2 separate regions of the Homo sapiens genome follow, and region 2 is linked to region 1. Evidence: chromatin loops called from intact Hi-C (ENCODE). Cell type or tissue: HCT116. All regions are shown on one strand. Region 1 overlaps WDHD1 (WD repeat and HMG-box DNA binding protein 1). Region 2 overlaps GCH1 (GTP cyclohydrolase 1).

Evidence for each region. Peaks named below come from ENCODE experiments on the same cell type or tissue, not always from the same donor. Only the 100,000 strongest peaks of a DNase experiment are listed, where the experiment ranks them.
Region 2: a loop joins it to region 1, with 7 times the contacts of the local background. A loop is called at or near these places in 1 of 110 quality-filtered maps.

The regions. Positions count from the first base shown.
Region 1 is chr14:54,951,527-54,954,026 of GRCh38, forward strand. The region is part of intron 24 of WDHD1 (WD repeat and HMG-box DNA binding protein 1); the gene reads right to left. Among named protein-coding and RNA genes, the nearest start is that of GCH1, 50 kb to the left of the region's middle. In HCT116, no CTCF peak of the experiment used is centred here; no DNase peak of the experiment used is centred here.
Region 2 is chr14:54,868,869-54,871,368 of GRCh38, forward strand. All of the region lies in intron 1 of GCH1 (GTP cyclohydrolase 1), which reads right to left. Among named protein-coding and RNA genes, the nearest start is that of MIR4308, 8.1 kb to the right of the region's middle. RefSeq lists an enhancer at 1,838-2,443. In HCT116, no CTCF peak of the experiment used is centred here; a DNase peak (open chromatin) is centred at 1,518; H3K4me3 peaks cover 1,362 bases; H3K27ac peaks cover 879 bases.

The DNA of each region.
Region 1 (2,500 bases):
AAGTCCAGGACCAGATGGATTCACAGCCAAATTCTACCAGAGGTACAAGGAGGAGCTGTTACCATTCCTTCTGAAACTATTCCAATCAATAGAAAAAGAGGGAATCCTCCCTAACTCATTTTATGAGGCCAGCATCATCCTGATACCAAAGCCTGGCAGACACACAACAAAAAAAGAGAATTTTAGACCAATATCCCTGATGAACATCGATGCAAAAATCCTCAGTAAAATACTGGCAAACCAAATCCAGCAGCACTTCAAAAAACTTATCAAGTGGGCTTCATCTCTGGGATGCAAGGCTAGTTCAACATTCGCAAATAAATAAACGTAATCCAGCATATAAACAGAACCAAAGACTAAAACCACATGGTTATCTCAATAGATGCAGAAAAGGCCTGTGACAAAATTCAACAACGCTTCATGCTAAAAAACTCTCAATAAATTAGGTATTGATGGGATGTATCTCAAAATAATAAGAGCTATTTATGACAAACCCACAGCCAATATCATACTGAATGGGCAAAAACTGGAAGCATTCCCTTTGAAAACTGGCACAAGACAGGGATGCCCTCTCTCACCACTTCTGTTCAACATAGTGTTGGAAGTTCTGGCCAGGGCAATCAGGCAGGAGAAAGAAATAAAGGGTATTCAATTAGGAAAAGAGGAAGTCAAATTGTACCTGTTTGCAGATGACATGATTGTATATTTAGAAAACCCCGTCGTCTCAGCCCAAAATCTCCTTAAGCTGATAGGGAACTTCAGCAAAGTCTCAGGATACAAAATCAATGTGCAAAAATCGCAAGCATTCTTATACACCAATAACAGACAAACAGAGAGCCAAATCATGAGTGAACTCCCATTCACAATTGCTTCAAAGAGAATAAAATACCTAGGAATCCAACTTACAAGGGATGTGAAGGACCTCTTCAAAGAGAACTACAAACCACTGCTCAATGAAATAAAAGAGGACACAAACAAACGGAAGAACATTCCACGCTCATGGATAGGAAGAATCACTATCGTGAAAACGGCCATCCTGTCCAAGGCAATTTATAGATTCAATGCCATCCCCATCAAGCTATCAATGACTTTCTTCACAGAATTGGAAAAAACTACTTTAAAGTTCATATGGAACCAAAAAAGAGCCCGCATTGCCAAGTCACTCATAAGCCAAAGGAACAAAGCTGGAGGCATCACGCTACCTGACTTCAAACTATACAAAACAGCACAGTACTGGTACCAAAACAGAGATACAGACCAATGGAACAGAACAGAGCCCTCAGAAATAATACCACACATCTACAACCATCTGATCTTTGACAAACATGACAAAAACAAGAAATGGGGAAAGGATTCCCTATTTAATAAATGGTGCTGGGAAAACTGCCTAGCCATATGTAGAAAGCTGAAACTGGATCCATTCCTCACATCTTATACAAAAATTAATTCCAGATGGATTAAAGACTTAAATGTTAGATCTAAAACCATAAAAACCCCAGAAGAAAACCTAGGCAATACCATTCAGGATATAGGAATGTGCAAGGACTTCATGTCTAAAACACCAAAAGCAATGGCAACAAAAGCCAAAATTGACAGATGGGATCTAATTAAACTAAAGAGCTTCTGCACAGCAAAAGAAACTACCATCAGAGTGAACAGGCAACCTACAGAACGGGAAAAAATTTTGCAATCTACCCATCTGACAAAGGGCTAATATCCAGAATCTACAAAGAACTCAAACAAATTTACAAGAAAAAAACAAACCCAATCAAAAAGTGGGCGAAGGATATGAGCAGACACTTCTCAAAAGAAGACATTTATGCAGCCAACAGACACATGAAAAAATGCTCATCATCACTGGCCATCAGAGAAATGCAAATCAAAACCACAGTGAGAAACCATCTCACACCAGTTAGAATGGCAATCATTAAAATGTCAGGAAACAACAGGTGCTGGAGAGGATGTGGAGAAATAGGAACACTTTTACACTGTTGGTGGGACTGTAAACTAGTTCAACCATTGTGGAAGGCGGTGTGGCGATTCCTCAAGGATCTAGAACTAGAAATACCATTTGACCCAGCAATCCCATTACTGGGTATATACCCAAAGGATTATAAATCATGCTGCTATAAAAACACATGCACACGTATGTTTATTGTGGCACTATTCACAATAGCAAAGACTTGGAACCAACCTAAATGTTCATCAATGATAGACTAGATTAAGAAAATGTGGCACATATACACCATGGAATACTATACAGCCATAAAAAAGGATGAATTCATGTCCTTTGTAGGGACATGGATGAAACTGGGAACCATCATTCTCAGCAAACTATCTCAAGGACAAAAAACCAAACACCGCATGTTCTCACTCATAGGTGAGAACTGAACAATGAGAACGCTTGGACACAGGAAGGGGAACATCACACACTTGGGCCTGTTGTGGGGTGGGGGAAGTAGGGAGGGATAGCATTAGGAGATATACCTAATGTAAATGA
Region 2 (2,500 bases), 83 kb before region 1:
GGATTATGGGCGTGAGCCACCGTACCTGGCCTTATTATTATTATTATTATTTTAGAGATGGGATCTTGATATATTGCTCAAGCTAGTCTTAAACTCCACGGCTCAAGCCATCCTCCCACCTTGGTCTCCCAAGTAGCTGGGACTACAGGCATGCACCACCACCTGGCTCCAATATTAATTTCTTTTTTGAGATGAAGTCTCACTCTGTCACCCAGGCTGGAGTGCAATGGCGTGGTCTCGGCTCACTGCAACCTTCGCCTCCCGGGTTCAAGCGATTCTCCTGCCTCAGCCTCCCGAGTAGCTGGGACTACAGGCACGTGCCACCAAACTCAGCTAATTTTTTTGTATTTTTAGTAGAGACGGGGTTTCACTATGTTGGCCAGGCTGGTCTCGAACTCCTGACCTCGTGATCTGCCAGCCTTGGCCCCCCAAAGTGCTGAGATTACAGGCGTGAGCCACCATGCCCAGCCAGTATTAATTTCTTAAATGTTGATAATTGTACCATGGCCATGTGAGATGTTAAACATCAGGAGAAACTGGGGAAAGGGTATATGAAAACTCTCTCTACTATCTTTATAATTATTCTGTAAGTCAGTCTAAAATTGTTTCAAAATAAAAACTTTCTTTTTGAAACGAAGTTTTGCCCTTGTTGCCCAGGCTGGAGTGCAATGGCACAATCTCAGCTCACTGCAACCTCTGCCTCCCAGGTTCAAGTAATTCTCCTGCCTCAGCCTCCTGAGTAGCTGGGATTATAGACACATACCACCACGCCCAGCTAATTTTGTATTTTTAGTAGGGATCGGGTTTCTCCATGTTGGTCAGACTGGTCTGGAACTCCCGACCTCAGGTGACCCACCTGCCTCAGCCTCCCAAAGTGCTGGGATTACAGGCGTGAGCCACCGTGCCTGGCCCAATAAAAAGTTTTCTAAAAAGCAAAAGGACAATGTCCCTCAACTGGAACATATAAACAATGGAGTACACTCAGCAAGAAGATGGAATGAATTACTGATACATGTAATAACATGGTTTGAGTCTCCAAAGTACACTACAATGTGAAAGAAGACATCCATACACAGAAGAGACTACCTATGTTCTAGAAAAGGCAAAACTATAGTGATAGAAGGCAGACAGGTGGTTTACCAGGGCCAGAGAGGTAGGAGAGAGAACTTCACTGCAAAAGGAAAGAAAGAAACTTTTTTGGGTGATGGAAATAGTTCCTATCTTCACTGTATGGGTGGCTATATAACTGCATACGTTTGTTAAAATTCACATTGTACATGTAAAGTAGGTAAATTTTACATAAGATAAGTGACACCTTAATAAAGCTAACTTCAAACATAATTTTTAGGCTGGGTGCGGTGGCTCACATCTGTAATTCTAGCACTTTGGGAGGCGAAGGTGAGAACATTGCTAGAGGCCAAGAGTTCAAGACCAGACTGCCCAACCTAGCCAGACTCTGTTTTTACCAAAAAAAAAAAAAAAAAAAAAAAAAGGGTGGGGGTGGAGCCAAGATGGCCGAATAGGGACAGCTCCAGTCTACAGCTCCCAGTGTGAGCAACGCATAAGACGGGTGATTTCTGCATTTCTAACTGAGGTATCGGGTTCATCTCACTGGGGAGTGTCGGACAGTGGGTGCAGGACAGGGGGTGCAGCGCACCCAGTGAGCCAAAGCAGGGCGAGGCGTCACCTCACCCGGGAAGCACAAGGGGTCAGGGAATTCCCTTTCCTAGTCAAAGAAAGCGGTGACAGATGGCACCTGGAAAATCAGGTCACTCCCACCCTAATACTGCACTTTTCCAACGATCTTAGCAAACGGCACACCAGGAGATAATATCCTGCGCTTGGCTCGGAGGGTCCTACTCCCACAGATCCTCGCTCATTGCTAGCACAGCAGTCTGAGATCAAACTGCAAGGCGGCAGCGAGGCTGGGGGAGGGGCACCCGCCATTGCCGAGGCTTGAGTAGGTAAACAAAGCGGCTGGGAAGCTTGAACTGGGTGGAGCCCACCGCAGCTCAAGGAGCCCTGCCTGCCTCCGTAGACTCCACCTCTGGGGGCACGGCATAGCCGAACAAAAGGCAGCAGAAACTTCTGCAGACTTAAAAGTCCCTGTCTGACAGCTTGGAAGACAGCAGTGGTTCTCCCAGCATGCAGCCTGAGATCTGAGAATGGACAGACTGCCTCCTAAAGTGGGTCCCTGACCCCCGAGTAGCCTAACTGGGAGGCACCCCCAAGGAGGGGCAGACTGACACCTCACACAGCCGGGTACTCCTCTGAGACAAAACTTCCAGAGGAACGATCAGGCAGCAACATTTGCTGTTCACCAATATCCACTGTTCTGCAGCCTCCGCTGCTAATACCCAGGCAAACAGGGTCTGGAGTGGACCTCCAGCAAACTCCAACAGACCGGCAGCTGAGGGTCCTGACTGTTAGAAGGAAAACTAACAAACAAAAAAGACATCCACACCAAAATCCCATCTGTACATCACCATCATCAAAGACC